Linked DNA regions of Homo sapiens: region 2 is linked to region 1. A link is an interaction called in ENCODE POLR2A ChIA-PET data of the cell type or tissue named here. Cell type or tissue: HepG2. All regions are shown on one strand. Links, peaks and the distances in the headings refer to the core of each region. The heading gives the core; the rest is flanking DNA.

What was found. ChIA-PET counts read pairs that join two places held together with the same protein. Peaks named below come from ENCODE experiments on the same cell type or tissue, not always from the same donor. Only the 100,000 strongest peaks of a DNase experiment are listed, where the experiment ranks them.
Region 2: POLR2A ChIA-PET joins it to region 1 with 5 read pairs; 3 of 35 experiments call an interaction of 5 or more read pairs at or near these places.

The regions. Positions count from the first base shown.
Region 1 is chr20:62,374,099-62,379,458 of GRCh38, forward strand. LOC105372708 (a long non-coding RNA gene) reads right to left here and starts at 4,729. Exons shown (of 2, transcript XR_936966.4): 1 at 4,182-4,729; 2 at 1-3,388. RefSeq lists enhancers at 297-900, 901-1,502, 3,911-4,512. In HepG2, for the core only: CTCF peaks have their summits at 1,594 (motif pointing left) and 2,568 (motif pointing left); DNase peaks (open chromatin) are centred at 1,603 and 2,513; H3K4me3 peaks cover 1,737 bases.
Region 2 is chr20:62,661,476-62,666,835 of GRCh38, forward strand. It overlaps SLCO4A1 (solute carrier organic anion transporter family member 4A1), which reads left to right. Exons shown (of 12, transcript NM_016354.4): 6 at 3,459-3,613; 7 at 4,905-5,100. SLCO4A1-AS1 (SLCO4A1 antisense RNA 1) reads right to left here and starts at 5,146. Exons shown (of 4, transcript NR_024470.1): 1 at 4,910-5,146; 2 at 4,385-4,535; 3 at 3,449-4,022; 4 at 1,552-2,012. In HepG2, for the core only: a CTCF peak has its summit at 3,150; DNase peaks (open chromatin) are centred at 2,322 and 4,500.

The DNA.
Region 1 (5,360 bases), core at 106-5,105:
CCAGGATGAGATCTCCTGACCCACATCAGCCCCCCAGACAAAGCACATAAGGCAGAGGCAGCTCCGTGTGCTCACTGCTGCGTCCGAGCCCAGCGCTGGGCTGCTGGACGATGGTGGCTGAATGACCGATCGCCCCTCTCCCGTCACCTTCCCACTGCCCCGGGACCCACATCCTCCCACACCAGGCGTGGCAGGCAAGGGCCCAGTGCCCAGACTCCAGCCTCTTTTTATGCCCGCCTGAGGCCCACACCGTGATCCTCACTCTATAGCCACCAACAGAATCAGGAAATAAGACAATAACAACTACAGGCAGGATCCTGCGGGGACCAGTGTGGTGTCCAGTGTGGGAGCTGCTAGGACACCAGCTGGTGGTTCCTCAAAGGACTGAACACAGTTGCACACGGCCCAGCAGCTCCACACCTGGTAGCTGCAGAGAGAAGCGTAAACACGTCTCTGCACAGACACTCGTGGGTAAACACGCACGGCAGCGCCAGGCACCAGAGCCATCAGGCAGAAACAGCCCGAACGGCCATCCAGGGTCGACTGGGGAGAGAAACGTGGTCCATCCACACAGTAGACATCAGTGGACAGGAGCGGCACTCTGTACAGGCAGGCTCTTGGAGGGGCTGCCCAGGGACCAGGGACCGGAGGCCTGGGATGTGCCATGGCCACTGGCCCCTCGCCAGTGTGGAGGGGGAGAGGGAGGAGCACGTGGATGCTGAGTGAGCCTGCAGAGCCAGTTCAGGCGGGCAGGTGCCTGGGAGTCTTCAGGTGGAGGTCAGTAGAAGCAGGGTACTTCTTGGTGCTTATGGGCCACCCACACAGCCTGCCAACACCAGCTGGACCTGTGCTCATGCACAGAGAGGTGGGGGCCTGTGTTTAGGGCCATCACATACCCAGGACACCCAGCCCTACACACTGACTCAGCCTGGGGCGGGAGAGACAGCCCCGCAGCTGCCTCTGTCTTCAGCCCGGTCTGCCAGGAGCCTGAGTTACTAGGCAGGTCCAGGGCCTGACCCCCGTCCCCTAGGGTCTTCATTGATTCAAACCGCCAAGCAACACCTCAGCCACCTCCACCTATTGCCAGCCCAGTTTCACGAAAGGAAGGCTGAAAGGTGGGAGGATGGCAGTGCCACTGAATCCCCTGGGCTGGCTGCCCCAGCTCCGGCAGGAAGATGCCCCAGCTGGGCCCCCATGTGCCTGTCCCCTGCCAGGAGGGGGAGGGGGAGGGGGTGGGCCAGGTGAGGAGGTAACCCCAGGATCCCACTGGGCCCCCGATGTGTGGAGGGGCAAAGTGTGGGTGGGCCCACTCCAGGCCTCTGTTTGCCACAAGTTCCAACATTAAGAAAATATTTGCAGCTCTTCTGGGGAGCTATTTCCTGGGGGAATGTAAACACACGGAGACTTGGAAGGCTCCCGCTGACCACAGATGGTGCTGGGGTCCACTGGGGGCCCACGTTTCCTCTCGCAAGGGATCTGGACCACCCCCGGCAGCCAGGTCAGGGGTCTGTGCGTGGCCTCCCATGGGGCTCTCTCTCAGAACCCGGGAGTGGCAGTGGGGATGGCGTGCAAGAGAGCAGCTGCCACGGAGCCTCCTGGCGGCCAGGGTAGGGCCTGTCGGCCCAGTTGCCCACTGCCTGCTCCTGGCTCCACAAAGGGCTTGCTGGGCAGCTTCAGGTCAGAGGCGCAGCCCCCACCTCCAGCCCCCTGAACATGTGGGGGTTGTGTTTTCTTGACCTGGGCCCCCCCGTGCCTCCCTCCCACCTCTGTGCAGGAGAGCCAGGCAGCCCGTGCAGCCGACATCAGGCCGGGCGCGGAGCTGGCTCCCATCTCCTGCGAGGGACCTGCTCTTGTTTTTTTTTGTTTTTTGAGATGGAGTTTTGCTCGTCGCCCAGGCTGGAGTGCAGTGGCGCGATCTCGGCTCACTGTAACCTCTGCATCTCGGGTTCAAGCGATTCTCCTGCCTCAGCTTCCTGAGTAGCTGGGATTACAGGTGCTCGCCACCACGCCCAGCTAATTTTTGTATTTTTAGTAGAGACAAGGTTTCACTATGTTGGCCAGGCTGGTCTCGAATTCCTGACCTCAAGTGATCCACAGGCCTCATCCTCTCAAAGTGCTGGGATTACAGGTGTGAGCCACCGCCTGGCCCCCTTGTTATCTGTATTTTACAGATGGGGAGGCTTGGTTGCAGGTGAAGTGTGGCCATGTCCTGCCAGCCCCCCGGAGCTGGTGAATCCCTGCCTTATCTGCAAGTGGCTTCTCCCCACACAGAAAGGCGAAAGGCGACCTCCGCCTGAGTGTTCCAGCAAAGGCCGACTGGCTCAGCTCCAATATGCTGAGCTCGGCAGAGCCTGGACAGGGCTCCCCAGGCCCCGCAGGAGGCTGGCGCAGGCCGCAGGCTGGCCTCCCTATCTCCACCAGGAATGCACTGAGCCCCTGCACCCCTGCCCACCCAGGTGGAGGAATGTGGCAGGGGCTGCTGGGAACTCGGAGCCTGGAGGAGGGCTTTTGAGGCCTCTGCCTCCTGGAATTCCCCAGGCCTGGCACCAGGCGGCTGCTCCCTCAGGATCCGCCTGCCTCGGCCTGCCCCCAGGCGGCCGTGCTCTCAGATTCTCCTCTTCCCAGGCTGTGGGGACCTGCAGAGGAACCGGGCCATCTCAATTCCGCTCACTCTGTGAAAGTCCCCTGCTCAGAGAGGCCTTCCCTGGCCACCCTGCCCCTGGAGCCCCTTCATCCGGGCCATGGCCCTTCAGAGCCCCTCAACAGGCGCTGGTCAGACAGTCTGGCTGGACACTGACCTGAGGTGGGGCCGCTTGGCCCCCACTCCCAAGAGGCCAGAAGCACTTGCCCTCCAGTCGTGACAACCAAAAATATCTTCTGAGTAGCCCCATGTCCCGGGGCTGAATCTCCCCGGTGAGACTCACAGCCCTACACCCTCCTGGGATGCCAGTTGTCCCGTCCTAGGCTGCGAGCTCCCTGGGCACAGGGCTGTCTGTTCCACGCACCAAGGAGCGCCTGTACCCAGCACGGGGCTTGGAAATGGCGGGTGGACATGACGGGTGTTCTGTGCTCTACGGTTCCCGGCTTCTGATTTGCAATTGTTCGGTAGAAACCGTACTTCCAGTGCCCACACAACCAATCTGTTTTTCTCCTTCTTATAGCATTGGACAAATTACGTGAGGCATTTGATGCATTATTATAAAGGAGGCTTCGTGGGGGATGACTTCGCCCAGCTGTAGGCTAATGGAAGTGTGCTGAGTGTGTATAAGGCAAGAAGGCTCAGCTGTGATGTTCCGTGGGTTAAGTGTATTAGAGCATTTCAGCTGTCGGTATTTCTAACCTACCACGGGTTTATCAGGACGTGGCCTCACGGAGGGTCGAGGAGCACCTGTGTTTGTGGAGTGAATGAATGAAATGAATCAATACTGGTTCTCATGTAGCCTTGTCATGCAGGCCTGGAGCTCAGATGGTTCCTGGCTCCTGGTGCAGGCTCCTGGGGACAGCAGTCAGGCAGGGGCTGCCCTGTGTCCTGGCCGGATGGTTGGGGAGCTGGTGGGCCTGGCCCATTCCTTGCCCAGTCTTGGCTCAGTGCCTCCCTGGCTGGGAGCCTGGGAGAGTCTTAGGGCTTCAAGTGCTGAGCAGGGACAATGGTGCCTCCCTGCTGGGTGGCCGTGAGGCCCCCTGAGGGGAGTGGGCAAAAGCACCCCGAGGCAGGGGCCCCAGGAAGCGCTGAGAGGTGGTGGCGCTGTGGGAGGGAGGTGGGGGCCGCGGCTCTGCCTGACTCCCAGGCCGGGTGCCAGGTTCTTGGCAGGAACCCTCCTGGGCCCTGCCAGTTGCTGGGCGCCTCCCACCAGCATGGCCGGTTGAGAGGTCTGCATGGCACGCAGTGGCCGGCCCGGGGGTGCAACCCCATCCCCTCTCTGGGGTCCCTTTGCAGGGCAGCCTTAGGATCCATTCACTGTGGCCCCAGGGCCCAGGGCGACCTGTGACCCTGCGGAGCCACCTGCAGGAGTCCCAGCAGATGAGGGCCTCTGGCTGCCCCTCAGGGGCTTGTTGGGTCCCACAAGAACTTCCAGGGCCTCGGAGCTCCAGCCGGGCCACAGAGCTGGGAACCTTGAGTGGCTGGGAACCCTGAGGAGCTGGGAGAGCCAGGCTGAGCAAGACAAGCCTGGGCGACTCACCTGGGGCAGGAATGTGGATTCCATCACTCCGCAGAGGCTTTCAAGCAAAACACAGCCTCGTCTCTGGGCCTGTTTCTGCCGTGCGGGCACGTCCAGCCCGACGCTCTCAGAAGCAGCTGGGATGGGCTCGGGGAGGTGGGGGTGGAGCAGGAGTCCCAGCCGCCTTCCTCTGGGGCCCATCCCAGGCTCCCGGCTGGGCGCCAGCAGGGCTCCAGAAATGAGGGGGCCTCACACCGTTGCCTCTGGACGTGCCGTGCCCGAAATCCCGCCATTCCCACTGGGCATGCCGGGCCCTCGAATCCTCCATGACTCCAGGGAAGCGACTCCGTCCCGCTTGGCCTCAGTCACTGCTCTGTCAATGGGATGATAACTGCCCTTCCCGCAGGCTGCCATGGGGTCTCTGCGTGGCCCCAGCAGGTGCCAGGCTGCTGGTCAGGACCCCTCGTGGGCCTCCCAGGAGGTGGCTCCTCTCAGGTCACAGTTCACAGGTGGAAGGATGGAGCCTGCTGATGATGGCTCTCCAGGCCCTGCTGTCCTGCCCTGGCACTGGGGAACTTGTTCCATGGAGCCCTGCATCCGGCCGGCCACTCCCTTCCCATGCCTGCTTGCTGGCTTAGACATTCTGCACATTTCCCAGAGGGCAGGAGGAGCTAGGCCCCGAGAGCCAGTCCCAGGCCCCTTCCTGGACACATAGGCAGACAGAGGTGGCTAATTTTCTTTTTCTTTTCTTTTCTTTTTTTTTTTTTGAGACGAGTCTCACTCTGTCGCCCAGGCTGGAGTGCAGTGGTGCGATCTCCACTCACTGCAAGCTCCGCCTCCTGGGTTCCCACCATTCTCCTGCCTCAGCCTCCCGAGTAGCTGGGACTACAGGCGCTCACCACCACGCCCGGCTAATTTTTTGTATTTTTAGTAGAGACGGGGTTTCACAATGTTAGCCAGGATGCTCTTGATCTCCTGACCTCGTGATCCGCCCCCGTCAGCCTCCCAAAGTGCTGGGACTACAGGCGTGAGCCACCGCGCCCGGCTAATTTTTTGTATTTTTAGTAGAGACGGGGTTTCACCGTGTTAGCCAGGATGGTCTCGATCTCCTGACCTCATGATCTGCCCCCGTTGGCCTCCCAAAGTGCTGGGATGACAGGCGTGAGCTACCGCGCCCAGCCAGAGGTGGCCCATTTTCAG
Region 2 (5,360 bases), core at 147-5,146, 290 kb after region 1:
CTCCCAGTGGCCACGGAGCAAATCCCTTCCACACCAGCAAGTCTCCCCGTGGCCTGTGTGTCCCGGGGTCCCCAGGGAAGCTGCATTTGACTTGAGACCCTTCCCTCACCATGACCCCCCACACTCTAATTCCCTTTCATCAGGTGTCACCTGTGCCGTACCCCCCGGGCCCTGGGATGCTGCCCCCCCATCTCCCTCCCTCCCTCAGAGTCTCTGAGGACCTCCCCCCTCTACCCGGCGTGTCCCGCTCACCCTCTGGGGAGGTTGCTTGCTTTGCCGTCTGCCTTGGCTGCCTTCCCTTTCTGCTGAGTGTGGTCCGGCCTTGCTTTGCTGTCTTGCTGCACTGCTAGGGTGAACCCGGGGCCCTGAGCCGGTGGGGTCCTAGAGGGACAACAGAGGGGCCCGGGCCCTCCCGGCCTCTCCTGGGGATCATGCCTTCCCTGGGGGGCTCTCCCCAGGGCTGGGCACAGGTGGCCCTCAGGGTGGCCACCACCCAAGTCCTCAGCGTCTGAGGCCCCAGCACGGGGAGACTCTTGTGCCCTTGTAGCAGCAGGTCCCTGAGCTCACAAATGGCTGTGTCTCACTGGCCATAGTGGGTGGAGGGTGTGGGCAATGGGTGAGTCCCTGCTGCCTGCCCTCAACCAGGATAGGAGGGAAGGCATCAGGGCCAAAGGTGGCCCCTCAGAAAGCCCCAAGCTGTCCACGGCAGAGAGGAGCAGGGCTGGATGAAGATGGGAAAGAGAGGCCTCATTAGGACCCTGATAGACCCCCCAAAGGAGCTGGGAGCTGCCTGCTAAGGAGGGTGACCCCATGGGCCAAGCTGACCCGGGGCCACGTTCCCAGGACTTGGGAACATCGTGTAGGCACTGGCTCACCCTCTCTCCTCCACCCAGCAGCAGAGCGGCTTAGAGCTGAGGGTCAGGCGCCCTGTTCCCAGCGTGGCTGTGAGCCCCCAGTGTGGACCTAGGAACCCTGGGGCTCTTTCAGTTCATCAGGTGATAAGGAGGTTTATGTCCAGGGTTAGTTCCCTAAACCAGTTGCTGGGAAGAAATAAATCATGGGACATGTTCCCTTTATTAAAGTCATGACTAATTCTCTGGGCAAATTCAACACGAGAATTTCAGCCGAGCAATCAGTGATTAAGAAATGAAGTTTGCATAGCATTTCAGAGAGTCAGGGCCTCCTAACGCAGCCACACACCCCGGAGCCTGGGCAGGTCTGGGAAAAGCCCCAGGGAGGGACTCCCCCAGGGTGCCCACCCCAGCCCCATCCCCCCATATGCCAGGACCCCCCCAGGGTGCCCACTCCAGCCCCGTCACACCACACGCCAGAACCCCCCCAGGGTGCCCACCCCAGCCCCATCCCCCCACACGCCGGGACCCCCCCCAGGGTGCCCACCCCAGGTCTGTCACCCCACATGCCAGAACTGGCTGGGGAAGGGAGGGCATGGGCTGGGGTCTCCTTTGTCCTCCATCGTCTTGCCTTTTTCAAGACGTGGGACCCAAGTAGTTAACCAGAAAGAAGAGGCTTTTCAATCCTCAAGTCAGGAAATAAATTTTGAAAGAACTGGGCTCTCCCATTTTAATCAGGGAAGGGGACAGAAAGAACCCATGTTCATGGCTGCTGAGGTCAGTCTGAGCGAGCCAGCGAACACCTCCAAGCAGGCAGAGTGCCTGTGAGGCTGGAGCGGAGTTTCTGACGCCAACATCAGCTCTGCAAGGCACCTGTGGGCCTGTTGGGGCTCAGAGGCTAACTAGGGCTGCACCGTCTGTTCCTGATTCTTCAGAATCCATTTACATTTGGCCACCTCCTCAAACAAGAGCATTTGAATGTTCCAGGCATTCAGAGTTGCGTTCATCGGAACCAGGCTCTAGGTGTGGCCGAGAGGAAAGAGCCGCCCTCCTGCAGGTGGGGGTGATGTGAGGCCGACAGTCTGCTCTGGTGAGAGGCTGGAAAGTGTAGGTTTACAGGATGTCACTAAGCTGCAGACGCAGGGGTTCAAGTCAGCGACACTGCGGTGTGAGCAGAGGCGACATGGACATGTCATTTATTGTGAAAATTTGCATTACTGTGGGCTGATGTGAGAGGCTATTGTGCCATGACCTGGGGCTTCAGGAACAGTCTCTGCCCCTGGTCTATGTTATGAGTTCCAGGGACAGGACAATAGCTGTGTCTGCAAACACCCCCACCTGAGGCCGAGAGCCCCCCACTCAGTGGGGGAGAAGGGTCACGCACAGGAGCGTGCTGTGAACAGGATGCAGGCAGCTGTGAGCTGGGATGAATGTGAGCTTTGCCCAGTCTGGGTGATCTGTGTACCCCAGAGAGAGCCGAGCCTCTCTTTGCAGAGGCGGTTTCCCTTCTGTCTGCCTCGATCACTGCACTGGCTGGGAGGGCTTTGCGTGGTTTACACCATGCAACACGTTTTCCATCTCAGCATCTTATGCGCTTAAGCAGCGGTTGGGCGTTAGCCCTGCTCAGGCCTCCAATGCTAACAAAAACAGGGAGAGCCTCCATTCACCCCCCAGGGCCTCGTGTGCAGGGACAGGCAGCCCCGACGCACTGCTGTCGGCCACCTCCTGGGTTAGAAACTGCAAGGCCTGATGTGGGGCCTTCCCAGCTTCCAGGGGGCTATGTCCTTATCCTGAGACCCCACAGCCAGGACCGCAACAGGCAGATGTGGAGGCTGAGGCTGAGCCCTCAGGGCCAGACGGCTCAGAGTTCCCACAGTTCCCCCCAGGGCTCCAGGCCCATGCACCAAGGACTCGCCCCAGTTGAGGCCTCACCACCCCCAGGGCCACTGGCCCCCAAGTGCAAACCAAGCTAGCCAGGTCCGTCTACCCAGGGGCTTCTTGCATGGAGGGTTCGAATCCCAGTGGCTTCCTGCCCCACTTCTCCCAGGGGCTGGCGGTTGGGGACTGGCCACAGTCCCCATTCCCGTGATTCCATTCCCCTATCCCAGGGCCTGTCCGGTCCTGGACTTGGTGGCCTCTGCCTGCCCCAGCCAGTTCCCTTTTTCAGGCCCTGCTGCTGGCCAGTGACGGAACAGGGTCCTGGGTCACTTGGGGTCTCTCCCCACCTGAGCTGAAGCTCTGGCCAAGGCACTGATAAGGTTTTTCCCTAATCAGGGACTGCAGCTTTCAGGACAAGTGGGCCACAGGCATAGGCTCAGCCTGGCGCCCCCTGGGTTTCTCTGGAATAAGTGTGGGTGTCCCCCACCTGCCTGCACCCCACTCTACTCCCTGTCGGAACAGGGGCCCTTTGTAATCAGACCGGGGAGCTGACAGCCTCAGGAACAGCAGGTTCCTCCCACCCTGGGTCTGGCCCACTCTGACCCTCAGTCTCTTCTCCACACCCCGACCTCTGCCCACCACTCTGACCCTCAGTCTCTTCTCCACACCCCGACCTCTGCCCACCACTCTGACCCTCAGTCTCTTCTCCACACCCCCACCTCTGCCCAGCTCCATCTGGCTCCTGCTGAAGAACCCCACGTTCATCCTGCTCTGCCTGGCCGGGGCCACCGAGGCCACTCTCATCACCGGCATGTCCACGTTCAGCCCCAAGTTCTTGGAGTCCCAGTTCAGCCTGAGTGCCTCAGAAGCTGCCACCTTGTTTGGTGAGAAAACTGAATCTTGGGGGTCCTCTGCTTTTATGTCAGTTCTCAGAAACAGAGTCTTCAAGGGCATCTTCTAGAAAGACCCAGACAGGGCACATGGCAGTGAGTGCCCTCCCACCCCCGCTGCCAGAGCAGGTGTGGAGAGCGCCACGGGGGCTGAGCGACTCTGTCCACAGGCCGGGAGAGTGGTGGTCCTGCCCTCTTTGTGGGACATGCTCCGTAGGTGGAAGGGTCCACGGTGGGCTCCACCCCCTAGCCACCTAGTCTTGGCTTCTGTGACTTGGTGCAGGAAGGGTTTGGACCTGGCTGTTCCATGAGCCAGGCACTGGTGCCTCAGGACCTCCTGGAACAGTGCAGCTGGGGGTTTCTCGGTGCCAGAGGCAGGCTGGCCTTCCCAGGCTGGGCAGGTCTGCAGAAAGTGGGGACCCCTCCTCAGAGCTGCTCCTCCTGCCAGCGTTCACAGAGTACCCTGGGCCATGGCAGAGGTGCCAGGCATGTGGGCCACCACCGCCAATCTACCGCGCTCTACCCTTCCAGGGTCCACTATCTGGACAGGAAGAGGGCATCAGATGAGGGCTCCCCTCCCTCCCCCACAGGCCCATCCTGGCCTGGCCCCTCTGGGCTGACCTCACAAGCCCACATTCCCACACTCAACAGCCCCCCAGAGGTCAGCTCTACTGCCCCTTGGAGAGCCTCCCCACCTGTCCCCCCAAATCTGTCCCCTCCCCACCTGTCCCCCCAAACCTGTCCCCTCTCCACCTGTCCCCTCACCTGTGCCCTCCTCACTTGTCAGCCCAGAAGCTAGATGCCAGCTAATCGCAATTTTTTACTGTTGGTGGCCACTCAGGCTTCGACAAATGTCCTTGTCACAGCCTGCAGGGACTCGGCAGAGGCCCCTGGGGGAGGAGGGGGTGTGGCTGCCCTGGAGGGGGGTCAGTGGAGGAGTCATTGGCTTCCCACTGGGGCAGGGGCCGCTGACCTTGGAGCACTCTGGGCTCTCCTCCTCCCCCCGCCCCGCCCCGCCCCCCCGCTCCCCCTTCCCCTTCCCCTTCCCCTTCCCCTTCCCCTCTGAGGCATCCCCGCTGTGGGCTCTGGACAGAGGTCCCTCCTAGGGCTCTATCAGCGCAACAGCTAAGCACTCAGGTGTGGTGTTGAGTGCTGCCATGCAGGCAGGAATTGATCCCTCTATGCCTCAGTTTCCCCACCTGTAAAGTGGACCCGGCTGATCCACCACCCTCTCCCACCACGGCCCCCTGCCTGAGTCCCTGGCTGAATCCCTCCCTCTCCCCAGGGTACCTGGTGGTGCCAGCGGGTGGTGGCGGCACCTTCCTGGGCGGCTTCTTTGTGAACAAGCTCAGGCTCCGGGGCTCCGCGGTCATCAAGTTCTGCCTGTTCTGCACCGTTGTCAGCCTGCTGGGCATCCTCGTCTTCTCACTGCACTGCCCCAGTGTGCCCATGGCGGGCGTCACAGCCAGCTACGGCGGGAGGTGAGGGCCAGATGGCACCTGGGTACGCGTCGGGGCCCCAAGCACCCGCGGTCCCTGGGCATGGAGGAGGAGTGGTGCAGCACTTGGGAGAGGTGGTTTTGAAAAGGGCTACGTCACAGGACAGCGGCAAGGGCAACACCCGCTCAGCAGGGCACCCGGCAGCATCCACGTGAAAAGGCACCATGCCAGCCCCCAGCAGTGCCTGCGCTTGGGTCCCGGCTGTGCCCCCGGGCAGTCATATGCCTCTCTGGGCCTCAGCA